Linked DNA regions of Homo sapiens: regions 1 and 3 are each linked to region 2. A link is an interaction called in ENCODE POLR2A ChIA-PET data of the cell type or tissue named here. Cell type or tissue: MCF 10A. All regions are shown on one strand.

Region 1 (4,000 bases), 67 kb before region 2:
ATGCCAGGATGTGCCACACAGGTCCCCTTTGGGGATTGGACTTACTTCCCCAGCAGGTGGGAGTGCCGTCAGTTTCAGCCCTCTGCTCTAAGCCCTCTCCAGAACTGCCCTTATGTGAAGACAGCAGCCTTACTAAGTTCAGACCCCCTTCCTGTGGCAGCCCTCATCCCATAACTGGTCCATGCTGGGGTATAAAGACCTGACCCACTTCCTCTATTAGGGGCAACTCTGAAGGGCAGGGCCTTCACAGCTTTGCAGCTCCTAGTAGGGTGGGCTCAGGCCCTTGTTCAGACTGCATTGCAAGGCCATACCTTCCTTACCTAGATCACACTTTCTTACTTTCCCTGGACAGGTGTTGGTCCTAGAACACTTCCCTAATAAACTTCTGCATGCTGATTTCCATCTCAGAATCTGCCACACAGGGAACCTGACCAGCAACAGTAGGACAATCTGGATGGCTTGAGTCAGAAGGTGATAAGTTAGAAATAAAGCACTGAAATTTAAAGGGCAAGCATGAGAATGACTCAAATGAAAAAGACAGTATCAAGTGCTGGCAAGGATTCAGAATAAGTGGAACTCTCATACACTGCTGACGGGAGGGTCTATTGGTACAATCATTTGGAAAACTCTTTGACTCTGTCTGTTAAAGTTGAATATCTGTGATCATGTCCTATGAGCTAGCAGTTTCTCTCCTCAGTATATATGCCTAAGAAAAATGCACGCATGCCCACCAAAAGAAGAATACACACAAATGGGCATAGCAGCACTCTTGCCAAATGCACCAAACTGGAGAGAACCACAGTGTCATCAATAACAGAATGAATAAATACATCATATTATAGTCACACAATGGAGTACTATGCAGCAATGAGAAGGAAAACTACAGCTCCACAAGGCAATACAGATGAATATCACAAATATAATATTGAACAAAAGCAGCCAGACACAAAAGAAGACATAACATATGATTCCATTTATACAAATGTAAACATCGGCAAAACTGATGTATGGTGTTTGAAGTCAGAGTGGTGGTTGCCTTTATGGAGATTCACTGTGACAAGAAGAAGTCTGAAGGGGATATTCTGGAAGGCTTTCGAAGCTGTTTTTGATCCAATTGCTGGTTACTGGAGTGAGTTCACTTTAGGAACATTTGTTGATTTTTCTGGACACTCACTATTTGTGCACTTTTCTGTGATATGGTATAGTATTTAAACTCAGAGTTTATATAGTGAAGGAAGAAGAAGGAAGGGCAGATGTAAACACTGGATACAAAAAATGTGACATCACGGATGTAGACAAAAATTCCCAAGATTCAAACAGGACCCCTACTGTCCAGTACTGCAGACTCCTATAGATGACAAGTCTGAGGTCCAGAAGGGCTCCAGTTGGCTCAAAGTTACATAGCCAGCTAATGGTGAAAGACTTCCTGGCCCCATCCTTTCCCCCTCTTCCCACACTTAGCAGAGCCAATGTGGTCACTAGAGTCTCCATTCATCTGAGCTCAGCATTGACCACAGAATCATCCAGGCAGCCTAAGCAAGATATGCAATGTACAGGGAAATAAAACATGAGCAAAGACCTGAAAAAGGCATAGGAATTTGATGTAACAGAAATGTTATCCATTTCTTAGAGGCCTTTCTCCACCTATTACCTACTGTCTTCCCACCCACGCTTCTATAACTACCCACAATGCTTTGTGTTGAAAGTGTGTCATTTTCTTTTTGCAAAGCCAAAGACTACGGAGAAAAGGTTTTGAGCTGTGAGCTAAATTGCCTTTTTCTCCCTTGGCTTTTTCCTATAATCTTTGGGAGAACTCTAGACTATACTGGGCTCTAAAGGCCCCTTTTGAGAGCATTGCCTTATGTCATGGAATCATTGTGAAAAACAGCTAAGTTATAACTACTTTATATGTCTTTAAATAAGTTAGTATTTCTCTAAGAGCTTTAATTTCATTTAATAGGTGATAGAGATGACCTTGAAGATTAAAGCTGAAATATTCTTCATTCTTTAAGTATGTTAATATGTGTGTGTGCACATTTGTGTGTGTGCACATGGGTATGTGTGCTTGTGTGTGTGTGCATGGATGAGTGTGTGTGTTTGCATGTGTGCAAATGCATGAATCTGTACTAGTATATAGGCTTGCATGTCGTGTGCTTGCGTATGTTTGCATGTGTGTGTGCATATGCACAGGCACATTCTCTGTTAATATAATGCCATTTGCAGGGTGCTTGCCAGTCTCTTGAGACTCATGGTTCTCTGCTTTCGATTACACTCAGACTAGTCCAAAACCCCTCTGAACTAATTCTAATCAACTTGGAAGCCACCACACTCAGGCATGAGGCCGTCAAATGTGAGTGTTTGCAGATGTCAGTGCAGAGATGGCAGTAATCCAGGAGGACAGATCAAGGCTTAGTCACTGAAAAATACATGCCAGTGCATCCCAGCTCCAGAGCACCATCTCAGCCCATAAGAAAAACATGTCATGACAGTAAATCAATAACCCCTTGGAGATGATTCGTTTCTGAAATATCCCTGATTAATTATGCCAGTCCATGCTTGGCAAGAGTACTTTGCTCCAGCATTAACCTAATGCTTTTTGCATGAAGCAGGATTATAACGGGTTCTCATAAGTCAAATTTGACATTTTAAATCAGGCTTTAAAGGTTTGGGTTATAGATTTTATAATGTCTCCATGTCAAACATAATTGCTCTTATTGCTGCTAGTAGACGTTTGCCAATCAATCAAAATAACATTTATTTTCATCATAAACAAGGGTAAATTAAAACCATTTGAAATCATTGTATTTGAAAACTTAGTGAAGAAGCATCTTTAGTACCATTGAAATTTGCTTCCTCACTGTGATACATGGGAGCGTGATGAAATTATAAAAGTCGATGGAAATGTGTTACTATTTTCACCTTGAAAAATTAATGCTTCTACATATTTTGTGAATACGCGGCTTAAATTTGGTGGCTTATTCCCATATGATTATGATTTGGGGCAAAATAGCTCCCTTTCTTTACATAATAGGAAATTATCATTTTTGTCCCTTAAAGATGAATATATCTTTCAGTTTGCTTATAAATTGCATTCAGAACTTATTTCTTATTCCTCTTAAATTGCAAGTGTTTTTTTCTCTAAGAAAAGTTAATGGAAAAAGAAGATTTGCTTAAGGGGAAGTCATACTAATAGGTTCCTTCAACAAAAGCTTAGCATACAATGGTCAACTGGTTTGTACATTCTCCCTAAAGTACTTCCAATGCATCAGGGTCACCTTCCCTTACGGTAATTATAGCATTATGTGGTATATTACTACTCTATTTCTATACTGTATGTGTATACTATTTCTATTTGATTATACTGAGATAGATCTCAGTATAGTCATTGAGTGCCATCATGTAGGTATGCAGTGGGAACACGAAAAAGAGGGATTAACTCCGCCCGAGACAGAGCTGACCTTATGGAATAGTGTATTAGTCAGAATAGGCTAACTTACCCGAAGATAGTAACTTCATTCTGAATTCTCTGTAGATTAACCCCACAAAGTTTCTCATTCACACAAAGTATGTTGTTATCCAGTTGACCCTCCAGAGCAGCTTTCTTCCAGGTGGTAATGCAGGGATCCAGAACCCTTCCATCTATGATCTTAACATGTGGCTCTCAGGTCACTATGGTAGAGAAGAGAGAGAGTGAACACACACCAGCTTTTAAATGCACTGGCCTAAGAGTGTCCACATCGCTTCTGTTAATAATAGGCCCATTGGCCAGGACTAGAGCTTACTGTGGCCCCGCCTAACTGAGGAAGCATAGAAATGTGAGGCTGATTCTTTGATGGGAGGAAAATGACTCTGCAATATGTATATACCAAGGATAAGATCCCAAATATTAAGGGATTGCAGTCAGAAAGAAGATGAACAAAGACGTGAAAGTTTGAGGTCTTTTAATGGAACAATAACAGTTGCCAGTCCAGAGTGGTATAAGATTAATCTAGAAAAGTAG
Region 2 (4,000 bases):
TTCAACCTGGAGGCAGAGGTTGCAGTGAGCCAAGATCGTGCCACCACACTCCATCCTGAGCCACAGAGTGAAACTCTCAGAAAAAAAAAAAAAAAACAGAAAGAAAAGAAAAAAGAATTGAGTATCAGTTATCCACTTTAGATGACTAACTTTCCCTCGTTCTCACCTGGCCACTTTACTCAGTCACATTAGCTGCCTGATTCTGTTAGCTGTTGAGTCAAAAACTACTCACTAAAAGCAGTGTGTTAGGATGAATTGAGGACATGGGAGTACAGTACTACAATCCTGAGTATTTCACATCAGTTACTATACAATCCCCCAAGAAGAAGGAAGATTGCATTGGAGCCACCCTCCTTTTTCCATAATGGTTTTTAATAGCTCAACTCTGTCTACTTGGGTAACTTATGTTAGCTACAACTTCAAGATAAAAATCACATTATTGCAGAATCTTACTGCTGAAAGAGAGATTGGAAATCATCGAAACCGACCCTTTCCTTTCACCAAAAGTAACTGAGGCCCCAAAATCTTAAGTGACCCTCCAGAACAGGTGATGGCAGAGCCAGTGCCTTCTAACTGATGTTCAGTCCAGTCTCCAAATTTCCCCTTTGTATAAGAATACCAGTTGTATTTGATTAGGGCCCACCCTGATGACCTCATTTGTAAATACTTATCTCCAAGTAAAGTCACATTCTGACTTTAAAACCACATCCTGGGGGTTAGGATTTCAGCATATGAATTTGGAAGTGGGGGACAGAGTTCAGCTCATAATACTTCACTCTCTCCCCACCAGAATACATGTCCTTCACCCAATGAAAATATTCCATCCCAACAACCCCAAACGTCTTTCAGACATCAACTCTCAAGTCCAAAATCTCATCTTAAATATCATAAAATTGGGTATGCGTGACACTCAGGGTATGAGTCATCCTGAAGCAAAATTGTTCTCTAGCTGTGTGTGAACCTGGGAAACCAGACAAAAAGTTATCTGCTTCCAAAACAGAATGGTGGGACAGGCATAGAATATACATTCCCATTCTGTAAGGGAGAAGTTGCAGGGGGAAAAAAAAAGAAAGAATCATGGTTCCCAAGCAAGTCTGAAGCTAGCGGGGGAAATTCCATTCCATTTTAAGGCTTGAAAATAATCCTCTTTGGCTAGATGTTCTGTCCTCAGGGCTCACAGGGGAGGGGATGCATAGCCCTGCCTTCCAGGCACAGGGTCACAGGAGCCCCACCCCCACAGCCCTGGGCAATAGTTCTACCCTCTACAACCAAGGAGGAGCCAGTCGCTGAACCATCTTTGAAGCCATTGGTCCTTCATTTCATCCTGTCTCTGTCCCTTTCAGTCCATGCTGTCAATGTTTCTGCTGGTATAAAATTCTCAAAAACCTTATTGGCCTCCCATGCAAGTCATGGGGGTCCAAGCAGTCAGACAAGAGGGCACTCCGCGGATCTTTTTCAGATAACCACCTCTCTATTTCTGGCATCTACTGTGGAGGTTGATTGGATCCGTGAGTCACGTACCTAATTTCGTTAGCACATGGCTGTCCAGCCACACCCTTGGCATTCTCTCCCAATCTGAGGTACTGAGAGTTAAGCACTTCGATGTAGCAGTTTGGCGGGGTGGAGCGCGGGGGGGGACACAATTCACAGCTGAAATATTTCTTTACTTAAGCTAAGACTTTATCCCAATTTTGGTATATCTGACCAGTCTTACTAAAGCTACATTTTGTAAGACCAGAAATGAGTCTTTTCAAAACCAAAAGGTTGGTGTGAGGACAGAGAAAGTAGGCAAGCGGGGAGACAGGAGACGTCTATGTGTGCAGAAACCTGCACCTCTTCTCCTCCAGCTACCCGTGCAGGTCATTTCCCCCCAGGCCCATCCAGGTCTAGCGATGTCCCAGCACTGCCCCCTGGTGGAGCCCTCCACCGGCCTGCAGGAAGGGCATGTGACTGACTCCCTCAGCGCCCTGCAGTCTTGTCCCCTCTGGTCCCAAAAGTGTATCCTGCCTTCGCTTTGCGATAGGTTTCTTCCTGCCCTTTGCCTGGAAATTTTATCTCTGGTTCTTGCAAACATTATTTACAGCTGTCTAATTTTTTCTGTCTACCTCACAGCTGCCAAACTAAAGTAGGTGGGAAGCCATTTTCCCTCTCTAGGTCAATGAATACCCCCCGTTCTCCACCCGCGCTTTTGAAGATTCCAGCACTGCTGCCAAGTCAACCCATCTGCAGGAGAACGCTTTGGAAAAAACAGACTTTAAAAAGAAAAGCAAACTGCTCTTAGCCCCTGATAGCTTCTCCACAGGAGAGGGAATATGGACAGAGCTGAGGTTCAAGACACATGTGCTGTTTGAGCTGAATCTGTGCTGTTTTCTTCTTTCCGTGGTTACCCAACAACGAAGGCGTGTTGTACCTTCTTGCCTTCAAACCTGTTCCTCCTCCCGTCAGATGTCCTTACTCCTCAATTTGAAGTTTTCCTTCATAGGATTTCTGAGAAGGACTTTGGAAAAAGTGCTCCAGATCTCTGCCAGTTCCTTAGCCATGAAAACCAAACATAAAAGATCATCTGGGGACATTCATTCAGAGCACGTTACCCACATTCCACCACCACTACTCTGACAGCACAAAACATATACCAGGAGCTGGGGTTATGTGGTGGGGGAGTCCTTCCTATTGTAAGCCCTAACATTATGACCCTCTGGGGTTAAATTTTATAATTTTCATATTGTGGAGTCCCATATTTTGTTCTGCTTTCCACTAGTCCAGGCTTCTGAGGTCTTCTCTGTGTTCATTGCTTATTAATTTTATTCAGCAAAGATTAATTGAGCTCCTGCAATGAGACACACACACTATGTTAGGTGCTGGGGAACAAAATAGGGAAGGGCCCTACCCTCAGAAAGCTTGCAATTTATGAAAGAATACTAACAAAACCTGCAAAGTGGTATTTTAAGTTATTTTGTTTCATTTTTGCTATTGAAACAAAGAAACTGAGAATTTGGTATGATTCAAAAAATGTTTAGGTACAAGAAAAAGAAAAAAGCAAGAAGCACTTGCCAGATTTAACTATAATTCCTAAAAATGATGAACATTTTCATCTTCAGGAACATGAAACATCATCGACTATTCTCTACAGACAACAGGCAAAGGTTCTTACTGGTCCAGTACATACAAGTCCTTCAGGAAGAAAAACATGATTCTACCAGGATTGGGTTGAATAGAGAGAGAATTGCAGTTTAAGATTCATGAGTATGGAAATAAACAGCTCTTATGGCTAATAAACTCTCTATGAACTTTAAAAAGAAAACAAGAAAAAAAAAAGCATGGCTTTTTAAAATCCAAAGTCCTTGCCTTAGGAAGAGACAGGACTAAAGTAAAAATAAATGAAGTCTGTTTGAAACTCATGAGTTGCACACCTCATGTTGCCAGAAGCTGGTTTAAAAAGCAGTCTAGCTGGGATTTCCATGCAAACTCAGCAAGTCATGAATCAACTTGAAGCCTTGTCTCCCAGAGGCCATAGGAGCTGGGTGTGTCCCAGAGATGCTGTGTCCTGATTCTGTGGAAAGGGTGGGGAAGAGAGGTCACTGAGGATGTTTCTGGAGAAAGTTGTGCATGGCTTTCCTTCTTAGCTAGGAGGGAATAGGGGGTGTGTCAGGAGGGTGAATGGGAGAAGTGAGGGCAGATGAGTGGATGTGTGAGTAGTGTTAGCAAGCCAGATTAAACAAACTGCTTGTGGTTTAATCTGATGCTCAAATAAAACACTTTGCCTGTATTTCTAGGTATGGAAGAAGAGAAAGAAAAGCCTAAATTGGAATGAGATCCAAGTCTAAACGCAAGAGCTAGATTGAGCCGCCATTGAAGACTCCTTCCCCTCGGGCATTGGCAGTGGGGGAGAAAAGGCTTCAAAGGAACTTGGTGGCATCAGCACCCCCCTCCCCCAATGAGGACACCTTTTATATATAAATATGTATAAACATAGAATACAGTTGTTTCCAAAAGAACTCAC
Region 3 (4,000 bases), 51 kb before region 2:
GCATTAAACTGTTCTGTTTTTAAATATTGGGATAAATAAACCACAAGAAATCTTCATTTGATCTATTGTGCACAATTCAGATCCAAGTGTGAGGTGCCAAATTTATCTGATAAAAGAATTTTTGCCTGGCGAGTCTACTTCACATTAATTTCAGTTCTTATCAGGTTTTTAACACTTCAAAAATTATTTATCTTAACATAGAGAATTTCTTATTTCTCTTTATAATTCCAAGTCCTCTTTGACATATTAACACGCACAGAGGAGGTCCCTCCTGCCAGCATTTCTGCCTCTTGGGACTCTTTTGTCCTGAGTTCTGGTTCACCATCCCCTCCTTTAAGCCCAAAGGACTGGATAGTGTTCTTCCAAAAACCCCTCAATTGTACTTAATCCCCCCAAATCCTAGAGCTCTTTGGGAGGCCCTATCTCCATGGAGCATCTTGCTCCAGCTGGAGTTGAAAAATAAAATAAAGGTCACTACAGTACCTGACACACTTTGCATAAACAATCACATGATGCCCCAAATCTGAGCAGAAAGGAGATTTGCTTCAGGAAGTCACACCCTGTGGCTGGATATAAGGGGACATCCAGAGGATGTCCATGTGGACAAGCATGAGCCACCGCGTCCAGCTGGGAGGAGCTTTACGACCATGTGGTAAAGCTCCTCCCCAGCTGGGTGCTGTGGCTCACGCTTGTAATCCCAGCACTTTGGGACGCCCAGGCAGGCAGATCACTTGAGACCGGGAGTTCGAGACCAGTCTTGTCAACATGGTGAAACCCCATCTCTACTAAAAATACAAAAAATTAGCCAGGTGTGGTGGTGGGCGCCTGTAATCCCACCTACTCGGGAGGCTGAGGTGTTAAGAATCTCTTGAACCCGGGAGACAGAAGTTGCAGCGAGCCGAGATCACGCAACTGCACTCCACCCTGTCTCAAAAATAAACAAATAAATAAATAAGCTTCTCCCATTGGCCCCTCCATCAACTAGTAAAGACCACTTGCAAGGACTAGGGAAGTATTTGTTTTCCTAATTACTTTCTAAGTTTTTTGCCTCATCCAAAACCTTAAGTGTTGACTTTCTCTGATAAAAAATGTCCAAATGATCAGAACTCACACCTGCAATATGACTAAAGTTGTGTCTTAAAAATAGATTTATGTCCTTTATACATATGAACTTATATTCAAATGAGTGTTATCTTTCAGAATAGTCAAGTAGGGAGGCTGCACAATTATTCCAGGGATGCCACAGATGTTTAAAACATACCTGGAACTTCCTATAGCCATAGTTTAAAAATCAGTCTCGCATCCCACCCCCACCCCAAATACGGTCTTGTTACTTTGCACTCATATTTGCTTACCTGTGGAAAAGGCAAGTTCTTTACTCTGGGAACTCTAGGTATATTTCTGCAAATTCATTTATATGCTATTAAATTATCTGCATCTTGTAGAGCCCCAGAGATTTCAGGAACTATGTACTTTCTGATGGCCTGTCTTCCATTGTGGGTAGAATCAGTCCACGTTCCAAAGAGACACATGGGAAATACCACATAGTCCTCATTATAGACCCCCAAGATCCCTCATTAAAATGAAGCATTACTCATTCTCTGCATGCCAAGTGAGGCTTGCCAGCTCTGCGTACTCCCTAAGCAAACCAGTACTTGTTTGGACATGTATTTACATTAACCAGTGAATTCTCTCAGATTTGTTCTGAGAAAGCATTCAAAGTAGACTTTTTCCTTTGGTGTTCTGCCCTGGGCATTCATAACTGTGCCAAATGCTAAACAATGGCCCTCACGTCATGTCCCATTATGTAAATCCAAGATTTTAATTGTTATCAAAAAGGTACTGGCTTTTGCTTCCTTTCAGACTATGTTAGGGCCGACATACCCGTGACACAACAGCCAAAGGTTCGGGATATGAAATCTTTTGATAGCATACCAGGGTTGTAACTGGACATTCCAGAGCCCCATGCCAAGATGAAAGAAAGCATTCCTCTCATCACATGTAAATTATAAAAGAAATAGATGGCCTGTGCAATACTGAGTAAGGTTGAGCTAAATCTATACCTCAGGGGCTGACCAGGCTGCTGGCTGTTTTGCTGGGACTCTAACTTGCTATCCAGTGGCCCTCCGCATCTGAATCTATTCTCTTCCCAGGTTTGGGTAGTGAGAGTAGAGAAAGTAAGGGATACCTGGACTTTCCCCACTGACTGGTTCCCATTGAGCTCCCATTCTCGGTGGTTCTGTTTCCCAGCCCCGTTGCAGTCCTCCCCAAGCTTAGCATCTAAAGGCCATCCCGGTCTCCTTCCGTGATGACTTCTGCCTCCCTGCCATGTTTCTCTTTCCCCCAGCCCAAACATCACCTGTCCATTTGTGGGAAGCTCTTAACTCCTTTCCTGGACACCCCCCTCCATCATCAACCCTCCCACACACACATTTCTCTGCACCCCGTTTGTGAGATTTTCCCTAATCAATGAGAGGACCCTTAGCATTCCGGATACATACAGAGGTCTCCTTGGTGTCTGATATAAGAGTTTAAGTATCAGGAATCATAATGGGTACCATTCCTTTGAGCCAGACACTGTGCCAAGTTCAGTTCAAATATTATCTTATTTAGTTCCCCAAACAGTCCTTAGAGATAGGCATGATCTTGCCCATTTTACAGGGAAGTATGCTGAAGTTTAGAAAGAGTACATGACTTGCCCAGGGTGAGCCACTGGACTCTTGCCAGAACTACGGTGCAAGCCCCATTGTGTGGCTGCAGATTGTAGTCTGTTAACCGGACCCTCCACTGCCCTTGCTGTGTGAAGAGTAACTCTATGAATGAACATAGTGAGTTTTTTATTTTGTTTAGAAGAAATACATAAGAACCAGCCAAGCCTGGTAGCTGAGGCCACTTTCTGGGTTGGAAACATTTCTAGGCTTTAGCTTAATCAGAAGTAAAACAGAGAGGAGGACAGAATGTACCCCATAGTTGGAAAGACACTGTTATTGTATATAAAGCCCATAGAACAATGCCTGACTACAGTAAAAAAAAAAAAAAAAAAAAAAAAAAATCTATATTTGCTATTTATCAGTCCTGAGATGCTTCTCAACAAATAGTAGTATAAACAGTAATGTTTCCTTTTCAAGGCTTGAGAATTTTAGTTACCATAAGTGTTTTCTCTTCTTTTTACTCATTCTGGATCACTTGCACAAAATCAAAAACAATTTTAATAGTCATAAACAACTCTAAGGGATATGAAAATATCTTTTTTTTAATTATAAAAGAATGATTAGGAAATCTTACAGGGGTGCTGGGTAACACAGGGAGCTTTAAGATCATGGGCTCCTGTCTCTTGTCACCTTCTAGTTGACATGTATAAAAGAGAAGACATCTTTGCTCCACCTGGTGCAGCCGTCTGGGGCTGAATCTTTTCCCGGGCTGGCTCCACCCTCACTTCCAAGCACCTGGAATCCTTGTCTCTGCAGTTCTGCTTCTCATTGCTCTGCCTTTCAGTCTGCAAGATACAGAAAGAGGAAACCAACTCAGACCCTAGGAAATGTACACCCTCAAAGCTTCAAGAATGGTCTCTCTCCTAAGGAGTCTTCTTCCAGCCCCTGGCTATTCTCCCTCCTTCAGGGGTTTCTCATTCAATCAGAGCCCATGTGAGATCTCAGAAGCCATGTATAATACGTGCTGATCTCTCAACCCAGGACACATCAAGAGCAAGTAGGCCTTAGTGAAGGGGACAAAATGGATCCTGGGTGTTTCCACTTATGGATAAATATTCCTTGTCAACTGCTGTGAGTGTATTTAAAGCAAAATAGAGATGTCTGTTGTCTCTGCACCCTAGTGGTTTTAAACAAATTCCATATTCCAAATCTCATTTCCCCAAATGTGTTCACTGAATAACTTTCCAACACAGAAAATAAAACAAAGTCAAGTCAGAAGTGTTAATGGAAAAAGCAAACTCTGTAAAATATTTAAAGAGGTTTATTCTGAGGCAATACGAGTGACCATG

Evidence for each region. ChIA-PET counts read pairs that join two places held together with the same protein. Peaks named below come from ENCODE experiments on the same cell type or tissue, not always from the same donor. Only the 100,000 strongest peaks of a DNase experiment are listed, where the experiment ranks them.
Region 1: POLR2A ChIA-PET joins it to region 2 with 15 read pairs; 3 of 35 experiments call an interaction of 5 or more read pairs at or near these places.
Region 3: POLR2A ChIA-PET joins it to region 2 with 14 read pairs; 2 of 35 experiments call an interaction of 5 or more read pairs at or near these places.

Annotation. Positions count from the first base shown.
Region 1 is chr6:143,268,772-143,272,771 of GRCh38, forward strand. The region is part of intron 3 of AIG1 (androgen induced 1); the gene reads left to right. Among named protein-coding and RNA genes, the nearest start is that of ADAT2, 180 kb to the right of the region's middle. In MCF 10A, no CTCF peak of the experiment used is centred here; a DNase peak (open chromatin) is centred at 2,390.
Region 2 is chr6:143,335,866-143,339,865 of GRCh38, forward strand. It overlaps AIG1 (androgen induced 1), which reads left to right. Exons shown (of 6, transcript NM_016108.4): 6 at 3,774-4,000. The coding sequence ends at 3,811. Among named protein-coding and RNA genes, the nearest start is that of ADAT2, 110 kb to the right of the region's middle. In MCF 10A, a CTCF peak has its summit at 1,912 (motif pointing left); DNase peaks (open chromatin) are centred at 1,086, 1,216, 1,556 and 1,876.
Region 3 is chr6:143,284,713-143,288,712 of GRCh38, forward strand. The region is part of intron 4 of AIG1 (androgen induced 1); the gene reads left to right. Among named protein-coding and RNA genes, the nearest start is that of ADAT2, 160 kb to the right of the region's middle. RefSeq lists an enhancer at 3,933-4,000. In MCF 10A, no CTCF peak of the experiment used is centred here; a DNase peak (open chromatin) is centred at 1,729.